Regions from separate parts of the Homo sapiens genome. Here regions 1 and 2 are each linked to region 3. Evidence: chromatin loops called from intact Hi-C (ENCODE). Cell type or tissue: mammary epithelial cell. All regions are shown on one strand.

Region 1 (8,000 bases), 170 kb before region 3:
CTACGAGTTAAACTGTAGCAGCCTACTGAATTTCTGGATCTTAATCTGGTAGGCCCAGCTCCATATGCAAAGATAAAACATCTAGTCAGCTTTTGAGTTTCTGGCTTTCTGAATTGGGTCACCTGCCAGGGCTCACAGATGAGTCCACCACCTGAAAAGAATGATCATAATCTGTATCTAGGATGAATAAAACAAAACACTGTGCCCTTAGTTGTGTGCAGCCTGAGAAATGAGTCACTTCATGAGACTGTTTTCAGGATATGATTGGCTGAAAGAGCTTTGAGTGTATCAAGTCCTACTGAGGCAGTTTTGTGGGAAACAATCACACTAAACTGGAAGACTGTTTGCCATGTCAAAGGTCTCGAATTGTAATTAGAAGTGCAAAGCTATTTCGGATAACTTCTTGTTATTTTTGGGGAAAAGACAAAAGACAAGAAAAGGTCATTTTCACTTCTATGATGTTAGTGGAATCAGGAGGAAATTCTAGACTAGAACCATGCTACTATTTTCATAATAGAATGTTTTAATCCCTTCTATTCTCTCTCTTTCCAATGTGTCTGAAACATAAACAATAAGATCAAAGTTCTTTTTCTTTTCTTTTTATTTTTGAGACAGAGTTTCACTCTTGTCACTTAGGTTGGAGTGCAGTGGCGTGCTCTCGGCTCACTGCAACCTCCACTTCCCAGGTTCAAGCGATTCTCCTGCCTCAGCCTCCTGAGTAGCTGGAAGTACAAGCATGCACCACCACACTGGGCTAATTTTTTTTTTTTTTTTTTTTTTTTTGGAGACAGAGTCTCACTCTGTCACCAGGCTGGAGTACAGTAGAGTGATCTTGGCTCACTGCAACCTCCACCTCCCGGGTTCAAGCAATTCTCCTGCCTCAGCCTCCCGAGTAGCTGGGATTACAGGCACGTACCACCGTGCCCAGCTAATTTTTGTATTTTTAGTAGAGACGGGGTTTCGCCATGTTCGGCAGGCTGGTCTTGAACTCCTGATCTCAGGTGATCTACCCATCTCAGGCTCCCAAAGTGCTGGGATTACAGGCATGAGCCACCGCTCCTGGCAAGATCAAAGTTCTTTTTCTGAAACAACTCATAAATACATGAAGTAGAGCTATACAATCTTGTTTGGTTTTTCTGTGCAACTTTTTTTAAGTGTATTCTTTTAAGTTGTTATGGTAAGTAATCCTATTTCTAGGTTTTTTTATTTCAAGGGAAGTTCAGAGTAACTTTACTGGTCCAGGGAGCAAGATAGAAGAAACTGAGATATGATTCCCAGTGCTCTTTACTTTGCCACTTCTATAAAATAGCATCATCCAACTTGCCACTCCCAGAGAGAGAATTGCTGACAGAGGGCAAGGTTTATACCACCTCCACTCACTGGTAATGTCTATCATTTGTTTCTCTTGTTTCAATCTGCCAGGGTTCCAGATATACTAGTGAACAGGCTATCCTACACCTGGTTGTAATTGGTAAACTCTTACACTGTGAGTCAATCTTTTTGTCCTTTTTCCCTTTCCTTGAGGCCCCAAGAGTTTTGTTGGTTGGTTGGTGGCAGAAGTGTGAAGCTAATTTAAATATTGGTTGAGTATTCGTTATTAACTTAAACTCCAACCAGTCCTAGCCCAAAAATCTGATTTACAGTGGAAGAAACTGACCCTTTTCACATAACTTATTTTGCTGTGTCTCCAAATACTTCCTGTATACTGGGGGCCTTTTAAAAAATGCATACTGAGACTTGTGGTTAAAAGATGAATTTAAGCACCCTATGGTAGGCAAGATAACACCCCCTGCCCCACCGCCCCAATCCCTGGAACCAGTGAATATATCAGATTACATGGCAAGGGGGACTTATATATGATATGAGAAACATTCAGCCTTCCATTGCTGGCTTTGAAGATGGAGGAAGTGGACAATGAGCCAAGGAAGTCAAGTGACCTCTAGAAGCTGCAAAAGGCATGGAAGTGGATTCTCCCCTAGAGCCTGTAAAAGAAAACAGCCCTGCCAACACCTTGATTTTTTTTTTTTTTTTTTTTTTTTGAGACAGAGTTTTGCTCTTGTTGCCCAGGCTGGAGTGCAATGGTGCAATCTTGGCTCACCACAACCTCCACCTCCCGGGTTCAAGTGATTCTCCCGCCTCAGTCTCCCAAGTGGCTGGGATTACAGGCATGTGCCAACAAACTTGGCTAATCTTGTATTTTTAGTAGAGATGGGGTTTCTCCATGTTGGTGAGGCTGGTCTTGAACTCCCAACCTCAGGTGATCCGTCCATCTTGGCCTCCCAAAGTGCTGGGATTACAGGCGTGAGCCACCACATGTGGCACCAAGAGGTTGCCCAGCCAACATCTTGATTTTTAACCAGTGAGCCCTATGTCAGACTTTTACCCTACAGAACTCTAAGATCAAAAATTTGTACTGTTTCAAGCCACTAAATTTGTGGGAATTTGTTACAACAGCACTTGGATACTAATACAAACTCTTCTTAGGGTTCTGGGAGCAGTTATTTACGGTACAGAGATCAGGTGGGCTGTTAAATTATTTTCATATGGGAGAAAAGCCCACAGTTGGATCTGTAAACCTCCTTACTGGGAATTATCTCAGCCCTAAGAAGTTCCTTCTTAATCACTCCCACTAAAATAAGGGATGTGGTAAGAATGCCAATCAATCAGCATCCTTTCTGTAGTATTTACCACGATGGAATGAGATCAGGCTGAAAGTATTCACATTAGGGCACTTAAAATGTACCAAAGATCTGGCTATGGTGCTTACCCTGTGTTTCCTCCCACCAGTCTGTTGAACAGGAAGTTCAACATCACCAGATTCTCTGACAAAAACACCAGAGGAATTACAGAGAACGTTTTTTCCCAGATGCGATCTATTGTTTTATCACCAAGCAATCACATACCACATTGTTTAAATATATTGCCCCATATGTAACACAGTGTTTCTGACTGAGCACCTTGGATCAACTGGGAAGAGTTAAACACAGGAATGCTTAGGTCCAACATTGAAACAATTAAGACAGGATTTCTGGGAGTGGGACCTAAGCAAGGATATTTTTCTGAAGCTCCCTAGATGGCTCTGATGCAAAGTGAAGATTGAGAACTACTGGTGCGATGATTATGTATGCCAGAGACCATGACTTTAAGTTCTTATAAAGGAATAAGGTAGTACATAATAGGGATAATATTACAAAAAACCAAACGTACAAATAGACTTGTTCTTGCACACTTAAGAGAGATCCTTGGAACAATCCTCCATTAAGAAACTACGACACTACCATGAAATAATTTTTCATCCTTATAGAAAGCAGGTAAGATTGACTAATAGACCACAACTACTGTCTACATTCTCAAAATCCATGTGCCTTTCCAAAATTAGCTACGTAACTACAGTGAGAGAGAAAAAAAAATGTGAGTAAATGTCTTGTGAAAAATTCCACTTGGTTTGGAAAAATTTTTGCCTGCTTTTCCACATTTTCTAAGAAGAATCTAAAGATCTTGGCCAACAGTGTCCCAGGTAAGAGAAAATCGTGCTTGGGTATTTCCATAGTTCTACAAACTCTACCTGGATAAAAGTAATGAAAGAGGTCCTAAGAAGCTTGACCGCACTGTGATCACCACCATGGGCACTATACCAGCTCTGAAGCCCAGAACTGTCTTTGAGAATATTCAATGCTGCCCTAGAAGAAATAGGAGAACAAAACTCACGTGTTCCTAGCCTGCAAAACAGTCGGTGGAGCACGTATATGTAAAAATAGAAAAGGCTGGCAAGACCAGGTCATATTTAATATTCATGAGGCACAAGATATACAACACGCACTTAATATTCATTAATCAGTATATATTCATAATATACTAAATATACAGGAGATATTAAACGTTCACGGGTCTTAATTCTGCCACCCAGTGGAGACACTCAAAAGTGATCTCGCCAAAGAAATGCAAAACCTGTACCTGCCCACCAGGCTATTAGCATGCTACTGCTGTGGCCACCATTCTTTCACTGCATCGCCCTGCCCTGCATCGGAATATAGCACCTTGAACACGGGATCAGGTTTACTGAATTCTGTGACCCACGCTGGGAGCTCAATAAATGTTTGCTAAACGGAAATGAACCCAATTCAGACCGTGTAGAAACCCCAGATTATATCTTTTCTCCAAACATTCAATTTCCAAGCAGTATTTTTGAAAATGCGTGATGGCTAAATTCGAGTTATCCTTTTTGTATGTATGTTAGGCACACAACCGGCGATGACATACAAGGCGAGGTGACACCACTGCACTCCCAGCCCGCACGTCACCTATAAGCACAGGGGGCTTTTGGTGCTGGTTTATTTTTGAAGGCTGGTACTTCTCTTCGATCTAAGTTTTAGGAACCTGTGCTCGTCGACGGCTGCCAATACTTTTTATTTTCAAGGCTGACGCTCGCCAGAGTTTCACAAGCTGCTCCCGGACGCTGTGGTCTCTCGCTAGAGTGGATCCGAACTCTGCGTGACGCTGGGAACGGCCAGCGTCTGTTGCCTCACGAAAACATCTCCCACAAGGTGGCCGCCTCGCGCGAGGTCAGCAGCAGGGCAAACAGGGATGCGTGAGTGACTGACGTGAGCTAATCGCTAATGACAGGCTTCACAGCCCCGGCGGCCCTCAGAGCCAGGCACCTCGCACCCCTCCTCCTCCTCGAGACCCAGTCCCGGCCCGCCCACCGTTCCCACGCCGCCCAATAGGCGCCGACGCTACTCAGCGAGTGGCCGGAGGAGGAGGTGTTGGGACGGCCGGACGCTGAACGGCCGTTCACGTCAACGTAGTGACGTCACGCGTCGACGCTGGGGCGTACCTTTCGGGCTCCTGACTCCTGCCGCTTCTCTTCCCCTTCCGTGGGTCAGGGCCGGTCCGGTCCGGAACCTGCAGCCCCTTTCCCAGTGTTCTAGTTCGCCCGTGACCCGGAATAATGAGCAAGGAGGGTGTGGTGGGTTGAAAGCCATCCTACTTTACTCCCGAGTTAGAGCATGGATTCAGTTTTAGTCTTAAGGGGGAAGTGAGATTGGAGATTTTTATTTTTAATTTTGGGCAGAAGCAGGTTGACTCTAGGGATCTCCAGAGCGAGAGGATTTAACTTCATGTTGCTCCCGTGTTTGAAGGAGGACAATAAAAGTCCCACCGGGCAAAATTTTCGTAACCTCTGCGGTAGAAAACGTCAGGTATCTTTTAAATCGCGATAGTTTTCGCTGTGTCAGGCTTTCTTCGGTGGAGCTCCGAGGGTAGCTAGGTTCTAGGTTTGAAACAGATGCAGAATCCAAAGGCAGCGCAAAAAACAGCCACCGATTTTGCTATGTCTCTGAGCTGCGAGGTGAGTTGCATTGTATGAGCGAAGAGTTGTCAGCTCTCCTGTTCACAGATTTTGGGTCAACTGTGAGGCCACAGCGCTCATCTTGGTTTCTCTTACAATGTACCTACATAATGTTGAAAGGTACATCGTGAATTGGGATGCTAACCCATCCTGATTAGGTATATACCCTCAGACATTCTTTAAAATTTCACACATCTGCTTCAGGAACCGTCGAAGGACCTCTGAATAAAATGGAAGTGGGTTCCAGGAGAAGATTAACTTTAAACTTAGAGGAGTGGGTTTTACTTTCGCTAAATTTTCCCCAATTTAAAAATAATATTCAGTTTTTCTATCTTTAGATATATATGTATGTAAAATATTTTTTGTGTATATATATTTGTGGTTTGATCTTAAACTTGACCAGAAACTGCCTTAGAATCTCAGAAATTGACTTTGCATGTGGTATGCTTTGTTTGTATGGCATTTTAAAACTGCGGAGCATATAGAAGATAATTACATATGCATTGTGCATATTAGAAACTGAGATTTCTGTTTCCTTTAGAAAGAAATTCCTGTTCATGGAATTGAATCAACAGCGACCATACCTTTTACACAGATATATAATTCAAAAGTTCAGTTCTACAAACGTAAACTTTTGGAGCTATGCAGTTCAGTTACTGCAGCATCATTGTGGCTTGTATAATTGTTGAATCTTTCCAGAAATGCTTTTACTTTCATCTTTAAAGAGTTAATTTAGAAGATTTTTTTTTATGAGGTCGGTATGGAAATAACTGCGTCCCTTTGTGAGTCACTACAAAATAATATTTGTTCAGTTCAGGAGTACATATGGGAGTTAAAGTGCTTGTGTATAAATTGTTGACTTTCATCTTAAAAGGTGCTGCTGCTATTCAGTGTCTTGTTCTATAATATGGCTTTAAAAACCATGTGTGTGACCTACAGATATTTTCTCAACTTGAATATGCGTATATGGCCTCTGGTTAATACAGACAGCCACTGTTGGCAGAATTCATCACAGATTGCATACCCTTCCCACCCCTTACTCCCCTCAGCACCTCGAAAACTTTGCTGCTTTACTTGAATGATGAGTCACATTATTTTAAGAAGTCAATATGAATGTATAGTACCTACATTTTTACTTGGAAATTGTACTTCAGTATGTGTTATCAGTCATACATAGCTCATTAAGAATGTAAATATTTAAACTACTTTTGGATAGATGTGGTTCAGGGGAACAGATTTGTTGATGTTGTGGGTTTGTGTTAGTAAATTGGCTATTTTCCAGGTCATGTTAGTGGTAGGCTTTCCATTTCCTGTTGTGACATGTTGGTCATAATTTTCAGACGGCTCAGGAAGCCAGATTTGATCTCTGTGGTGGGTCTTATATCAAAGCAGTATCCTGTGGGGTTTGGCCACTATCGCTGTTTTGTAGAACTTCCAACTTAGTTTGGTAGTCAAACTTGTCAGCAGTGATCTAAAATGTATAATATTTTATAATAAGTGTTAATATTTGTTGAATGCATTCTGTGTTTTCAGGCTCTTTTCCAAGTAATTTTTGTGAATTATCTCAATTTTCACACTAACCCCACGAAGTAGGTACTTTCACTAATCCCGTTTTACATTCGTAGAAACTGAGGCACAGAAAATTTAACTAACTTGCCCTACAGTAACTGTCAGAACTGAGACTGAAGCCTGGGAGTATGATTTCAGAGTTCCTGCTCTCTGCTGCACCATAGTGTAGTTTAGAATAGTCAAAATGCTAGAGAAAAACAAGGAGGGACGTGGCTTGTAGGTTCAATTATAAAAGCAATGTAAAATTACAGAGAGTCTGGGAAACAGTGTTTTTAAAAGGAATACTCATAATCTTACTACTCTAATAAACATTTTAATTTTTTAAATATGCACATTCACATCTGTACATAAACATTGTAGCTGTGATTCATTTTGGTTCTTAAAGATAAATCTTCAGTGAAGTTTAATATGGAGATTGAACCCCACTGCCTCACTTTCATTGTTGAAATCCAGAGAGATTTGATCTGCAACTTTGACTGGAACCAAGTTAAATAAATATATTTCTTGCTATTTCTTGTGAGAAATAATCGAACAGTTTCTGTCTTTTAAAATCATGAAGACTATTTAGTTTTCAAAGTTTCTGTCTTCCACAGCAACTTTTTATTGGTTTATTGTTTTATCTTTCTTCCTTGTTATAATCTGAGTGTTATATTTGTATGTGTGTTTATTCCGTTGTCCTCTTGAAAGCCTCTAGCATTTATACCCGCTGCCCCTGAGGAATTTGGGTTTTTTTGTCTGTTTTTATTTATTTTTAATTGACAGATAATCATTGTGTATATTTATGGGGTTCAATGTGATGTTTTGATAAATGTATATTTTGTAGAAAGGTTAAATCAAGCAAATTAACACGTCCATCATATCACCTACTTGCCATTTGTTTGTGGTGAGAACGTTTAAAATTAACTTTTAGCAATTTTGAGGTATATAGTACATTATTATTAATTATAGTCACCGTGGCATGCAATAGATCTCTAAAACTTACTCCTCTAACTGAAACTTGGTATTCTTTGACTAACCTCTCTCCTTTCCTTTTTCCCCCTTCTCCCTAGCCTTTGTAGACCACCATTCTGCTCTCTGCCTCCCT
Region 2 (8,000 bases), 300 kb after region 3:
TTAAAAACTTTAAAAAATGTTTTTACTACTGTAACCCATTATTCTGTAACAATAATTTAATTAAAATTCATTAAAGCAAACCAGATTACAGTTTTCATATTTCCATGAAAAAGAAAACTACTCTGGTTTAAGATAAAGATAAATGGGAGTCATAGATTAATTTAGATCTGAGAATGAATATAGAGAATCTTATTATTCATGGAAAACAAAGGAGAAAATATACCAGCACTTTGGGAGGCCAAGGTGGACAGACTGCTTGAGCCCATGAGCTCAAGACCAGCCTGTCCAACATGGCAAAGGAATATAAAAATTAGCTAGGCATATTGGTGTGCACCCGCAGTCCCAGCTACCTGGGAGGCTAAGGTGGAAGAATTGTTGGAGCCCAGGGAGGTCGAGACTGCAGGGAGCCGTGATTGCGCCACCGCACTCCAGTCTGGGTGACAGGGTGAGACCCTGTCTCAAAAAAAAAAAAAGAAAGAAAAGAAAATAACAGATCAAACTGAGGACCACAGATGTGGTCTCTTTATTGTGGCAACTAACCAGTGGTGTTTACATCTGTGGAGTTCCCGGAACCCAGAAGGGAAGAAGATGGAATAACTAATGCCAGGGGGAGAGGGAGAGAGAACCAATCCATATAAGAAGTCAGAAATACAGACATATAAATAGATCTAGAGAAATACACCCAAGAGGGGGACAAGATACAAGCAGTGGCAAGGAGAGATTCTACAGACAGATATGTAAAAGAATATAAATATGTGTATCTCAGGAATATGAAAGCATGCCCTCTAAAAAATTTAAAAATTGTATTGAAATTTCCTAACTATAGGCGGAAATCAAACGTAACTTGAATTTTTGAGCCAGATGAAATTAAGCAGTGTTCACTAAGCTTTTGGTAGGAGTTGAGTACTCCCTTAGTGGGCATCCTGCTTTAATGGTTAATAGGTCTGGGTAATTGACCACATGCTCTGTATTTAATATTTAAGAAAGATTAGGCTAGTGAATGATGTTAAGAGCAGGTAATTTTTCAAAGTCCTTGTGTTCACAATGAGGAAAACTAGGGGGAAATATTGATAGATCAACCTACAATATTTCCACCTGGCTTTTGCTTACAGTCAACACCCCCTACCCACCCTTGCCCATCCCCGGCCACAACTGCTCCCACCCCCATCCTATGACTTGTCTTTTAGTTCCCTGTTTATAATTCTAGGTGAAGACAAGAAAGACTACCAGTAATCCATAAAATATAATTCTCTGTGGTTAAGTGCGAGAGGACTATAGAAATGAATGCTTCCAATTCTACATTTTGGCTGAGTTTTCCTTTCAGTCTTACCTTACAAAGACCTTGTTGGCTGCCAGATGTGACACATAGATCCATTTGTCCTTGACTGGGTGGGTAATGGATGGTAGGAGGATTATGCAATTTTATTTGTAACTGTTTTAGCCAGGACAAAAGCTCTGGAATTCTAAAGCAAAAAATGTATATTTAAATTCATAGTAGTAAAAATCATAGTAACAGTAGTAGACAGGAAATAATAAATGACAGCTTTATCAAGCACTTTGTACACTCAATTAAAAAACCCTCAAATGCTTTTTGCCAGTATGAATATTCCTATTTAAAAGATAGGCAGTAGACTTAGAGATTAGGAAATTCCTGTAAGTCATTCAGCCAGAAATTCTCAGAAAGTCAATTACGTAATAAATGAGCTGAGATTTGAATCTACATCTTTCTTATTCCAAACCTGAAGTCTTTAGCGCATGCGTTGCATAATCGATTCTTTGTTCTCTCTAGGAAGAGTTCTATGGCTACCTAGAAGTTCAGACTCAATAAGTTGTTTGTATCATGGAATGTTTGAATAAGCCTATGTATATTTAACATATTACATAACTAACACATATATACATGAATAACATTTCAATACACTTTTCAATCACAGAACAAAGCAGGTTTTAATAAAGTATAATTTATAGATTCTCTATAAATTATCCTTTATCACTTGAAGAAGACCAGCTAAGAAAGTCAAGGTATATGTTTCAGCTTGCCTTTAAGAAATTAAAGACATTTGAACCTATGAGGGCAATGTATTTGAATGGCTGCTTGTTTAGACTATAGAAATGAATGACTATATTCAATGTATTTGCATGACTGCTTGTTTAGACTATAGAATGAAGAAACGGAAGATCCAGGATGCTTAAACTTTAAAAAGTTGAAGCTTCCTGGATCTTCCGTTTCTTCATTTCTCCTGATATGTTTGTTTCACCTGGACATCTTCTCATTTTTTTGGACTCAGCTCTAATGGTATTTCCTTCTAGAAGCCTTCTTGGTCATTTGCGATTGAGAAGCAATCACTGAGGAGTGTTAAACATTCAATATCCTTTCTGTTCTTAATTATCCTTTGAAAACCTTTCCCCAGACCTTCCTAACCATTGAATACTCATTTGGTTAGTATTCAATGACTGAGTATTTGGTCATTGAATGACCAAATGGGTCAATGGCTTTAGAATATTTATGAATGGACCTTAGAATATTTCTTTAATATTCTTTATCAATGGGCCTTAGAATATTTCTTATGAAAATAAGCCAATAAAATTATGTTAAGTATTGATACTTACCCAGCACTCGGAGAATACTGAAGTGCTCTCTTCATCATCTCTTCTCCAAATTGGATGGTCTTTCCATTTTCTACAGTGATTACGGCAGTCTTAAAAGGAAACATGTTTGGATTTGGTAAGCCACCAGCCAAGGAGATCATCGATTTTGGTCCTCTGCTCAATATGTCAGCTACAATACACATGGAAGAGAAGAAACAATTTCATTGAAGATTGTTATAAGCGGATAGTTAAGCATGCATTATAGTCAATAAAACTATAAAGTTTAACGATTTCTAGTGATAGAGTGTGCTATGGTCTAAATGTTGGTGCTCCCCCAGATTCATACTTGGAAGTTAATACTAATGTGATAGTTTTAACAGGTGGGGTCTCTAGAGGTGATTAGGTCAGGAGGGATCCACCCTCCTGAATGGGATTGGTGCACTTATAAAAGAGGGCTGAGGGAATGCCCTTGGCCCTTCTGCCACGTGAGGACATAGGTTCTCCCTTCTACCACGTGAGGATGCAGCAAGATGGCTCTGTCTATAAGGAAGGGCTCTCACCATGGTGACACAGAAGCTGCTGGCACTTTGATCTTAGACTTCCTAGCTTCCAGAACTGTGAGAAATAATTCTATTGTTCATAAATTACCCAGTTTGTGGTATTTTGTTATAGCAGCCTGAATGGACTAAGACAAAAGCTAGTCTAAAATAAACATACAGAATAACTTTTTCTAGGCACCTCACTTGTGGAGGGACTAAAGAATGAAGGTGACCAAAGAGAAGGCAGAGGGATCAGAAAGACAGCAAAGGGCCACAATAGCAGAAGCCCTCCTCCACTTAGCCCCGACCTGTCTGTGAGCTTCATGGCCCACCCCTCTCCCATTTACCTGGCCCTCTCCACTGTACACCCATCTGCACGCTGTGCATGCCCCTTCTCAGCTTCCCAGGAAGAGCCTTTCTTGATAGCACGCCCCCTCCCTTCCAAGGCCGTGCCCCACAGCAGTCTGCGCCTCTCTCTACTGTTGCTCCTACTCTGCTCCAGCAGAAATACCCGCCTTCCGTTTCAGCCCGAGTTCTTTGAGAACAAAGGCTGTGTCTATTTCATTTCTGCACGCAGAGCCTGGCTCACCGCGAGCGTGCACAGGGGTACGCATGGATGCAACCAAGCGGTGGCTTGCTAGGGAACCCTCCTTAGAGGCTGTGCGAGGAATGCCCCACCCCAAAGGAGAGATGGTCACCCCGTTTCTCACTCATGGTCCGGATGGGAGAAGGGTTTCTGGCTGCGCTCGCTGCCGTGATGAACCGTGCGTAATTCATGTCTTCTGACAGCCAAGCATCAAGCTTCTTCTTCAGTGGTTGAGGACTAGAAAAACCAAAGAGCCTCGTCAAGTCCTGCCTGCTAACTCCTCACTCTGGCAACGCCACCGCGAGATGTGTCCCCCCGCTGCGTCTGGCTTCCCGCGCGCGGTGCCCGGAGAACGCCGCCGAAACTCCCCGGCTGGACGCTGCGTTCGGTCTCCCGGTCCTAAACGGGTCTGGGGCTGTGTGGCGAGCCCGGCAAAGTCCACGCCGCACGCGCTCCTGCGGCCGCCAGGGCCCAGGCCGGTTTTGCCCCGCCGCGGGCCTCGCCGCGCCCCCTCCCGCCCCGCGCCGTGGCCTATGGCCGCCCGCGGCGCGCGCCTCCCCGTCCCGGATCATCGCCCTCAGAGCGCAGGGCGCGGGGTAGCCCAGGCGCGAGGCGCTTGCAGCCCCAGGCCAATGACTCTTGACCTCGCCGCTGGGAATCACCGCAACCCGGCGTCCGCGTTGGCCGGCCTAGGCGCCGGCCCAGAGGCTAGCCCAGGGGCTGACCGAGGGGACCGGAAGTGCCCGTGATCCTAATCCTCGGGAACCATCTGGCGGCGACTTGGGTCCACTGCAGGGGGCTCCCGAGCTGCGCCCAGCCGGGAGCGGCCCCACCCTCGTTCCCGCGCGCTCCGCTGGCCTCCTCTCAGTCACTGGGACTGTGCATTTTGCCCGCTCAGACCATGGCTATGCTAAATACCCATCTTTCGTTAGTGAAACTCTGGGCACTCTCCTGGGAAGCATCCCGGCGACCAAGACGAATTTCAACATCACTTTCTCGAAGATCTCAGCATTTTGGAGTGACGATGGAGTTCTGACAAAAATTTTTGAAAAATCACTCTGAGTCTCTTCAATTTTAGTGTCTACCCTCACATTGAATTTCTGACCTTTCGTTAAATAAGAATTATGTTGGAAGTGAATATCCGGATCTTTTTGGGTCTAGCACCTTGCCTTTTTTTTTCTTACAAAATAACCCTTCTTACTCCCCACCTCCCTCAACTTTTCTGCAATTTCTCCTTCCTGAATCACCAAAATGGAATGTACAAGGTTTAATGTGAGCACTTAATGAGGGAAGGGTTTCAGACAACCTCTCTTTGACTTTAAAAAATTCTTTAATGGTTATTAAAATGAATGAACAGATTCATTCATTCAGCACAAATTTACTGAGTACTTCCTAGATGATTATTGACTCACTGCCAAATGGCTCTCTTTTAAGTTTACCTAATAGGTTGGTCAAGGAGCCACTGCTTTTATCTAGGTCCTGGCAGCAAAAGGCTGAGATAACCCAGTAAAATCTTTGTGCTAGCAGCTAAATAACAAAAAGGAAGTATTGAGAGGTGACAGCCTGCTGGCAGCCCTCGCAGCCCTCGCTCACTCTTGGCGCCTCCTCGGCCTCAGCGCTCACTCTGACCGCGCTTGAGGGGCCCTTCAGCCCGCCGCTGCACTGTGGGAGCCCCTTCCTGGGATAGCGGAGGCCGGAGCCGGCTCCCTCAGCCTGCGGGGAGGTGTGTAGGGAGAGGCACGGGCGGGAACCAGGGCTGTGCGGGCGCTTGCGAGCCAGCTAGAGTTCCGGGTGGGCGTGGGCTTGGCGGGCCGGCACTCAGAGCGGCGGGCCGGCTCCGCCAGACCCGGGTAGTGAGGGGCTTAGCACCCGGGCCAGCAGCTGCGGAGGGTGTGCCCAGTCTCCCAGCAATGCCGGCTCACCGGCGCTACCTTCGAATTCTCGCCAGGCCTCAGCTGCCTCCCAGCGGGGTGGGACTCGGACCCGCAGCCAGCCATGCCTGAGCCTCCCCACCACCCACCCGTGGGCTCCTGCGCTGCCCGAGCCTCCCTGACGAGTGCCGCCCCCTGCTCCACAGCACCCGGTCCCATTTACCGCCCAAGGGCTGAGGAGTGCGGGCTCACAGCCCGGGACTGGCAGGCAGCTCCACCTGTGGCCCCAGTGCCGGCTCCACTGGGGGAAGCCAGCTGGGCTCCTGAGTCTAGAGGAGACTTGGAGAACCTTTATGTCTAGCTAAGGGATTGTGAACACACCAATCAGCACCCTGTGTCTAGCTCAGGGTTTGTGGATGCACCAATGGGCACTCTGTATCTAGCTAATCTGATGGGGACTTGGAGAATCTTTATGTCTAGCTAAGGGATTGTGAATACACCAATCAGCACTCTGTATCTAACTCATGGTTTGTAAATGCACCAATCAACACTCTGTATCTAGCTCAGGGTTTGTAAATACACCAATTAGCACTCTGTATCTAACTAATCTAGTGGGGACTTGGAGAACTTTTGTGTGTAGCTCAGGGATTGTAAACGCACCAATCAGCACCCTGTCAAAATGGACCAATCAGCTCTGAAAAACAGGCCAATTGGCTCTCTGTAAAATGGACCAATCAGCAGGATGTGGATGGGGCCAGATAAGAGAATAAAAGCAGGCTGCCTCAGCCACCAGCGGTAACCCGCTTGGATACTTTTGCAGCGTGTGGTGGTTTTGTTTTCTCGCAGTTTGCAATAAATCTTGCTGCTGCTGACTCTTTGGGTCCACATTGCTTTTATGAGTTGTAACACTCACCGCGAAGGTGTGCAGTTTCTCTCCTGAGGCCGTGGAGACCACGCACCCACAGGGAGGAGTAAACAAATCCAGCCGAGCTGTCTTAAGAGCTGTAACACTCACCGCCAAAGTCTGCAGCTTCACGCCAGCAGCCAGTGAGACCACGAACCCACCAGAAGGAAGAAACTCCCAACACATCCGAACCTCAGAAGGAACAAACTCTGGACACACTGACTTTAAGAACTGTTAACACACCGCGAGTGTCTGCGGCTTCGTTCTTGATGTCAGTGAGACCAAAACCCCACCAATTCCAGGCACAGTATCTAGTAAACCTGTTAGAAACCCACGAGGCAAAATGCTTCTGCGTTCAGAGACTTCAAGTAGTTGAAATCCCATTTGATGGCTTAATAGCTGGGTGTCTTTGGACAAGTTAATTAACCTTTCTCTGTATTGGTTTTCTCGCAGGCATGTTGACAGGAATAAATGAGATAATCTGTGTTAAACTAATCAGTGCAGTGGTCTGCACGTTGTAAAAACGCTATGAACATTGGCTGTTGTTAGTAACATGCATTTAAGCAAACCTTAAGGCCTCAGCCTCCAAATGTTTTTGACTAAAGCTATTTGGCAACTTTTAAGGCCTGTTCTCAGTTAATCCATGCACACAGATCCTTATGTGTTTGAGCTTGTCCATTCTAAAAGTAGTTCCTGAATTTTTATAGAAGTTAACAAGCACCGGAAACATCTAAATAAGGTGTAGATCAAGGTAAATTGTAACTTGTAACTAGATATGTTGATGTTCCTGGGGACTTAAGGCTTTTTTTTGATAGGGGAGGACTCTAACTGAGCAAGGTTTCCTTAGATACTTAGAAGAAAATTTAAACTTTGGCCAGGAGGTGTGGTTCACGCCTGTAATCCCAGCACTTTGGGAGGCCAAGGTGGGTGGATCAACTGAGGTCAGGAGTTGGAGACCAGCCTGACCATCATGGCAAAACCCCATCTCTACTAAAAAATACAAAAATTAGCGGTGTTTGGTGGCAGATGCCTGTAATCTCAGCCACTCGGGAGGCTGAGGCATGAGCATTTTTCGAACCCGGGAGGCGGAGGTTGGAGTCAGCTGAAGCCGAGATCACGCCACTGCACTCCAGTGGGGGATTGAGCTGGGGGATAGAGCGAGACTCTGTCTCAATTTAAATTTCTTCCATTTGGTAGTAGGAACCTGTTCGGTCAAAGGAATTTGGAGTGCTGGGCCAAGGAAAAGACCAAAGGTTTTTGTAAGCACGTTGATGCACCCGTCTGTGATTTGTAGTATTTATTACTCACAGGCTATTTATTTTATTTTGAGAGGCAGAGTGTCTAGAGTCTCACTTTGTTATCCAGGCTTGAATGCAGTGGCGCCAACCATAGCTCACTGCAGCCTCGTCTTCCCGGGCTCAAGCATTTCTCTCACCTCAGCTTCCTGGGTAGCTGGGACTACAGGTGAACACCACTACACCAGGATAATTTTTTAAAATACCTTGTAGAGA
Region 3 (8,000 bases):
ACAGGGGGGTGTACACCCCCTATGATATTGGGAGTAATATCATCGTCTTCCCCGTGGATATTAGGAACAATATCACAGGAGGGTGTACACCGTTTGTGATATTGGTAATAATATCATCCTCTCCCCCTTCAGGATATTATGAACAATATCACAGGGGGGTGTACACCCACTGCGATATTGGGAGTAATATCATCCTCTCCTTCCCTGAAAATTACAAAGAATATCATGGGGTAGGGTGTACACCTTCTGCGATATTGGGATTAGTATCTTCCTCTCTCTCCCTGCTTATTACGAACAATATAACAGGAGGTTGTACACCCCCTGCGATATTGTGAGTAATATCATCCTCTCCCTTCCTGGATATTACGAACAACTTCACAGGGGGATGTACACCCCTTGCGATATTAGTAGTAATATCATCCTCCCTCCCGGATATTCCCAACAATATCAGAAGGGTGTGTACACCACCTTGATAGTGGGTGTAATATCTTCCTCTCCCCATTTTATTACTACAAACAACATCACAGGGGGGTGTACACCCCCTGCAATATTGGAAGTAGTATCAATTGGAAGTGAACAACCCTTGCGATATTGAGAGTAATATCATCCTAACCCCTTGTGGATATTACAAACAATATCACTGGGGGGTGTTCACACAGCATGTTTCCGATATTGGGATTAATATCATCCTTTCCTCCCCTGGATATTACGAACAATATCACAGGGGCCTGTACACCCCCTGGGATATTGGGAGCAATATCATCATCTCTCCCCATGGATATTACAAATAATGTTACAGGGGGATGTACACCCCTGTGATATTCGGAATAATATTGTCCTCTCCCTCTCTGGATATTATGAGCAATGTCACAGGGGGCTGTACACCCTTTGCGATATTGGGAGTAATATTATTTTCTCCCCTTCTGGATATTACGAACGATATCACAAGAAGGTGTACACCCCCTGCGATATTGTTGAGTAATGTCATCCTCTCCCCACCCCGGATATTGCGAACAATATGACAAAGTTGTACACTCCCTGGGATATTGGGAGTAATATCATCCTCTTCTCCCCTGGATATTATGAACAATGTCACGGGGGGTGTACACCCCTAGCGATATTGGGAGTAGTATCATCCTCTCTTCCCTTGAATAACGCGAACAATATCAGAGGGGAGTGTTCATCCCGGGTGATATTGGGAGTAATATTATCCGTTCCCTTCCTGAAAAATATGAACAATATCACAGAAGGTGTACACCCCTGCGATATTGGGAGTAACATCATCCTTTCCCACCCTGAGTATTATGAACAATATCACAGGGGGGTGCACACCCCACTCGATATTGGGAGTAATATCACCCTCTTCCTCCTAGATATTACGAACAATATCACATAGGGGTGTACACCCTCTGTGATATTAAGTGTAATATTATACTCTTCCCCCTTGGATATTATGAACAATATCCCAGAGGGGTGTACACCTCCTGCGATATGGGGTGTAATAGCATCCTCTCCCCTTTTGGATATTATGAAAAATATCACAGGGGGGTGTACAACCCCTGTGATATTGGGAGCAACATAATTCTTTCCCCCCTGGATATTTCAAAAATATCACAAGGGGATGTACACCCCTTATGATGTTTGTAGTAATATCATCCTCTCTCCCCTGGATATTACGAACAATATCACAGGAGGGTGTACACTCCCTGGGATATTGGGAGTAATATCATCCTCTTTCCCCCTGTATATTACGAACAATATCACAGGGGCGTGTACACCCCCTGCGTATTGAAAGTAATATCATTCACTTCCCCCCTGGATATTGTATATCATATCACAGGGGCGTGTACACCCTCTGCTACATTGGGAGAAATATCATCGTCTCCTCCCGTGGATATTATGAGCAATATCATAGGGGAATGTACCCCGCCTGCGATATTGGGAGTAATATCCTCTCCCACCCTGAATATTACAAACAATATCATAAGGGGGTGTACATCCCCTGCGATATTGGGAGTAATATCCTTTTCCACCCTGAATATCATGAACAATATTATAGGAGAATGTACACCACCTGCGATATTAAGAGTAATATCATCCTTTCCCCCCATGGATATTACAAACAATATCACAGTGTTGTGTACACCCCCTGTGATATTGGGAATAATTTTATCCTCTCCCCCCGCTCGATATTATGAAAAATATCACAGGAAGGTGTACATTCTCTGTGATATTGGCAGTTATATCATCCTCTGTTCTAGTTAATATTACGAAGACTATCACAGGGGTATGTACACCTCCTGAGATATTGGGAGTAATATCATCCTATCTCCCCCTGGAAATTAGGAACCATATCACAGGGGAATGTACATACCCTGCAATATTGGGAGTAGCATCATCTTACCCTCCCCTGCTCTTTACAAATAGTATCACAAGGGGCTGTACACCCTCTGCAATATTGAGAGTAATATCATCCTCTCTTCCCCTGGATATTACGAACAATACAGCAGGGGGTGTACACACAGGGTTTTTATGATATTGGGAGTAATATCATTCTCTCCCCACCCTGGATATTTCGAACAGTATCACAGGGGTTGTACACTCCCTGCGACATTGGGAGTAACATCATCCTCTCCTTCTCTTGATATTACGAACAATATCACAGCAGAGTGTACATCCCCTGCGATATTGGCAGAAATATCAACCTCTCCCTCTCTGGATATTACCAGCAATATCATAGGGGGTTGTACACCCCCTTCAACACTGGGAGTTATATCATCCTCTCCTCCCACTGGATATTATGAAAAATATTACAGAAGGCGTACACACAGGGTGTTTACGATATTGGGAGTAATATCATCTTCCCCCTCCCTGAATATTATGAACAATATCACGGGATGGGGTACATCCCCTGTGATATTGAGAGTAATGTCACCCTCTCCCTTCCTGGATATTATAAACAATATCACAGGGGGGTGCACACCCCTCCTATATAGGGAGTAATGTTATCCTCTCCCCCTCCCTGGATATTTCGAACAATATCACAAGGGGAATGTACTCACCCTGCGATATGGAGACTAATGTCATCCTCTCCCTCCCTGGATATTATGAATAATATCACAGGGGGGTGTGCACTCTCTGTGCTCTGGGGAGTAATGTCATTCTCTCCCCTATAAACTAAAATTTTGTTCTCTTTACCTAAGCCCAGAGCTTCCTATCACGTCAGTATCTATGTTATGAAGAAAAGGAGACTTAGGTGAGATGTTTTTATTTATCACAACTGCTGCATCAATTGCCTAGGACCTCAACAGCTTCATGAAAGTCTGGGAAATGTTCATGCATAAGGTTATTGCCTTAGCTGACTTCAAATTGCTCCATACAATGGTACATATAAACCCTTAGTGAAGCCTTTTAAAAAACAAACAGGTTGAAAAATGGGTTAAAGTAGGCAAATACAGCATCTGCCTTTAGGGCTATCAACTGAGGAATTCTCTCAATTATGAAATCTTGCAGAGAAGTTATTTTCTTTCTCAAAATCCAGGTGATGAAATATTTCTTACTCCAGATCTGGCATTTTTTCATCATCACTGTCTTGTGAATCATCACCTGCTTCATCTACTTCTGGTAAATCTACATCCTCATCCCCACCCATGTTGTTCATCATCTCGGAGAAACGATCAAAATTAGACCTGTCTTCATCTGAACCATCTTCCCAGTCTTTCCAATGATTGAAGTCCATACTAAGCCAGTTAAGCTTTGCCCTTTCTTTTGTTAACCTTGGCCATGACTGGCCAGATTCTCCTTTTCGTAAACAACATAAAATTGATCTGTCCGTTCTTTTATGCTTGGAATCATTTGGATCAATAGAGTAAAAAAGACCAATTTCATTTAAATGCTTAAAATTATCACTTCCTCCAAGACAACTGAATGTAAGTTTGGATTTTTCAAAATTTACATTAACATCCTTATTGTCTTCAACACAAGATTCAGTGAAGACACAGTCCCTTCGATCGTACCACTTTGCAAAAGCAGGCTGCATTGTGAATGCGGCAGGGGGACGGGCGAACGGGTGGGCGGGCGGCTGTCTGGCGGCGGCTGCTCTCCGGTGGGGACTCCGCGTTTTCTCCCTGGTCGCCGCTGCCTCTTCTCGCTCCCCTCAGGCGACGGCGGCAGCTACAGCTGCTTCTTTATACGTTTTTCTGCTTAGATCAGGGAAAACTGGCTGGATTAAATTAGCCACAGGAGGGCTCCACTGCAGTTTCTGGAAAAGAAAATTCTGCAGTCATACTTTCTGGTACACAGTTGTATCTGTGCAGTCTTCAATCGGCCACGCCTATTTATAAACGTGAAAGATGAAGCCAGGGTGGCCGGGCACGATGGCTCGTGCCTACAATCCCAGCTCTTTGGAATGCCGAGGCGGGAGGATCACTTCAGGTCAGGAGTTCGAGAACAGCCTGGCCAACATGGTGAAACCCCTGTCTCAACCAAAAAATACAAAGATTAGCCGGGCGTTAGTGGTGCCCGCCTGTGATCCCAGCTACTGGGGAGGCTGAGGCAGAAGGATCCCTTGAACCCCAGAGAAGGAGATTGCAGTGAACTGAGATAGCGCCACTGCACTCCAGCCATGGCAAAAAGAATGAAACTCCGTCTCAAAAGAAAAAAAAGAAGCCAGGGCAGGCAACTCAGGTACCTTTTGGACGTCCATTAACAAAAATTCGAGAGAACTTTCTGGAAACCTAGAGTATATTTCTGTGGGAAAAACACAAAATTGAGACTTGAAATGATAAGCTCTGATTTGTTCATTTTTTTAATCTTAAACATTTAAAGTTTCACAGCAACAGCTTATATTCAGGGTATGCAATTTATAGGTAGCTAATGCATGAAAAATATGATTACAGTTTTGTATTACCCATTATTTTTCTCTTGTCAACCACAAAGAATTTCATTATTATCTAATCTGTGGCCCAGATGCTGCCTGTCTTTGTTTCATCTATAACAGCATTTCCTATCATGTGGCTACAGGATAATAATTGTGATTACAAAAAGAAAAAAGTACAGGAACTCACAGGTGAAACAGAGCTGAACACAACTTTTACAGAACTCATCAGCTCCTCACTGTAAATCTCCTAGATTGGCCTCTCATGTACCTTTTTTTTTTTTCCTTTTTTCCTTGAAACATTTGCTGCTCTTTTTAGAAATCACAAACAGGGTTTCAAAAGTTATTTAAAAAAAAAAAGCCTGAAGAAAGAATCCAAAATTTGAGACCATACCTATTCTAAGAAGTGGTGAAAACCACATGGAAAAATATCAAGTAGTTTGTGTCTAATGCTTTCAGAATTCCCTCTTGTACTTTACTCACAGGAGAAGTTATAGGAACCCCTACAGGAATTACAATGACAGGGCCAGACCCAGGAACAGCCTGCACACTCGAGTTTTGAAGTTTTAACTCATTCTCTCTCCAGCTGTCTCACACTTGTTGTTTGTTGTTTTGTTCGTTTCTTTCTAATTTAGAAAAAAAAAAAGTAGTAGTCAGGGAGTCTAGTCAAATACATCGGAGTTGGGGGGAATTATTAGATACCCAAATCTTAGTGATGCATTTGACTATTTTTCGGGATGAAAAGCATATATGGGTAGACATTGGCTTGGAGGGGAAATGGTGACACAGGAGAGATGAAGGAGCAGCACTTTGAAGTTGATTTTTGAAGAAAAACCATTAGTTTTCATCATTGTATAAGGACATCACTCTATGAATCATAGCAATAGGCAATTTGCAATTTAAAAAATAAATAAAAAGGCATCCTTGTGGCTAAATGGCAGTTTAGATTACAGTTCCTAAGGCCCACTGAAAATCATAAGCTACTGTCTTTCCTGAGCACATAAATGAATTTTTCTTCCATTTTGACAGCTCTATCCCTCCAGGTCATCCAGCTATTTTATCCCTTAATATTGGCTACTCTTCCTCCTCTCTCAGACGTCTCACTTTTTGCACCCAGCCCCCAAACACACTAAAAGATTAAACTCAAGCAGCCTTCCCTATTGGGAAACCTTTTTTTTTTTTTTTTTGAGACAGAGTCTTTGCTCTGTCGCTCAGGCTGGAGTGCGGTGGTGCCATCAATCTCGGCTCACTGCGACCTCTGCCTCCCGGCTTCAAGCGATTCTCCTGCCTCAGCCTCCTGAGTAGCTGGGATTACAGGGACACACCACCATGCCTGGCTAATTTTTGTATTTTTAGTAGAGACTGGGTTTCACCATGTTGGCCAGGCTAGTCTCAAACTCCTGGGCTCAAGTGATCCACCTGCCTCAGCCTCCCAAAAGTGCTGGGATTACAGGTGTGAGCCACTGTGCCCAGCCCCCTACTGGAGACTTTTGATGGGCATTTTTATTTATCTAATTACGGAAAAGGAAAGTAACAAAAATGAACTGTGCAGATAGAGACTCTCCTCATATAGGAGTTGTTAGATCAAATCCTGCTTCCAAAATAAAGAAATAAAGAGGTGAAATGAAGACAGGGTTGAGCTGAAGAAAATTTCATGCAGTTAGCACTAGGGGAAGTGGGAGAACATAGATGGAAGCAGCACCTACTGGATGTGCTCTTTTGTGAAAGGTGCTTAATGGCTGCTCACTTTGGAGATGACTGAGTCCAAACTGCCTCATCTAATTCTTCAAGTCATCTTCCATCTGCCTGTTAAGCAGTAACAGGCCTCCTGAGATTATTCCCTTATGTCAAAATGGGATGTCATGTTAATCCACACCATGACCATTTTGTATCTTTCTTCCCTTTGTTTTCCAGTTTATAACACTTTCCACCTCTACCTCTCATTCTGGAAAATTCTCCCATGCTCTAGACTTGAATCTCTGATACTTCACCTCCCACTTATGTGAACTTGGGCGTGTTACTTGATATTGCTATGCTTCAATTTTCTTATGTGTAACTGCAGATAATAATAGTCCCTACCTCATAAAGTTGTTACAGAGATTAAGTAATAATATGCATGTAAAACATCGATTGAGCTATTATTACACAGCCTTTAAGATTCAAGTTCAAATCCCCCTTCCAGGCCGGGTGCAGTTGCTCACCTCTGTAATCTCAGCATTTTGGGAGGCCAAGGTGGGCGGATTACCTGAGGTCAGGAGTTCGAGACCAGTCCGGCCAATAGGGCGAAACCCTGTCTCTACTATAAATACAAAAATTAGCAGGGTGTGGTGGCGGGTGCCTGTAATCTCAGCTACTCAGGAGGCTGAGGCAGGAGCATCACTTGAATCCTGGAGGTGGAGGTTGCAGCGAGCCGAGATCGAGCCACTGCACTCCAGCCTGGGTGACAGAGCAAGACACCATCTCAAAAAAACAAAACAAAACAAAAACAAAAAACCAAATCCCACTTCTTCGTAAAGTCATCTCCAATACTCCCCAATGGAAAGGGCAGTTTCCTTCGCTGATTTATTGTAGCACTTACTGTCCTCACGGACAACAAGGCCCTTAGCATACATGGTCTTGTGGTCTAATTGTGTACATCTTTTCTCATCTGAACTACAGGGAAATTTTTTGGATGGTAGGGAGTGTGTCTTCTTGCAGTATCTAGCACAGTGTTCAGCATACAGCAGATATTTAATAAATAATTATTAAATCAAAAAGTCAAATGGATATTTTAATGAATTGGTTGAATGAATCAATGATTTAGGGGGTCAAAGCCAGTTTTGCAACTCTTAATTCATTGCCCACATGAAAGGCATAAAAGTGTCTGGCATCAATTAGAATGGCTGAAGAGGATTTTTGGAGAATTCAGTCCCTGGGAACCAGAAGCACCTAAGTGAGGGGGTGTCCAGTTGTGGGAGTGGAAGGCCAGAAATGAGAGAGAGAAGCCACAAGCCTCCTGTTCCTGTGCAGACCTTAGCTGAGAGGGAAGACTTTAACTTTTAATGAAGATTACAGTTTTACTTATTGCACTAGACTGGACATATTCATCACTGAACCGAGACTAATTTTTAATGATGACATCATC

Evidence for each region. A loop is a pair of places that touch in the nucleus more often than their neighbours do. Peaks named below come from ENCODE experiments on the same cell type or tissue, not always from the same donor. Only the 100,000 strongest peaks of a DNase experiment are listed, where the experiment ranks them.
Region 1: it touches region 3 in a loop (7-fold over the local background); 20 of 110 quality-filtered maps call a loop at or near these places.
Region 2: it touches region 3 in a loop (4-fold over the local background); 6 of 110 quality-filtered maps call a loop at or near these places.

Annotation. Positions count from the first base shown.
Region 1 is chr4:169,615,717-169,623,716 of GRCh38, forward strand. It overlaps CLCN3 (chloride voltage-gated channel 3), which reads left to right and starts at 4,862. Exons shown (of 13, transcript NM_001829.4): 1 at 4,862-5,347. RefSeq lists enhancers at 4,040-4,109, 4,670-4,719, 4,790-5,019, 5,210-5,319. In mammary epithelial cell, CTCF peaks have their summits at 3,932 (motif pointing left) and 4,751; DNase peaks (open chromatin) are centred at 205, 3,965, 4,755 and 6,655; H3K4me3 peaks cover 3,475 bases; H3K27ac peaks cover 3,818 bases.
Region 2 is chr4:170,085,786-170,093,785 of GRCh38, forward strand. It overlaps AADAT (aminoadipate aminotransferase), which reads right to left and starts at 4,171. Exons shown (of 13, transcript NM_016228.4): 1 at 3,839-4,171; 2 at 2,611-2,779; 3 at 1,331-1,463. The coding sequence starts at 3,905. RefSeq lists a silencer at 3,393-3,687 and an enhancer at 5,587-6,281. In mammary epithelial cell, a CTCF peak has its summit at 4,489; a DNase peak (open chromatin) is centred at 4,476; H3K4me3 peaks cover 1,496 bases; H3K27ac peaks cover 995 bases.
Region 3 is chr4:169,787,664-169,795,663 of GRCh38, forward strand. It overlaps the pseudogene PTGES3P3. Among named protein-coding and RNA genes, the nearest start is that of HPF1, 34 kb to the left of the region's middle. In mammary epithelial cell, a CTCF peak has its summit at 4,243 (motif pointing right); DNase peaks (open chromatin) are centred at 3,598 and 4,268; H3K4me3 peaks cover 657 bases.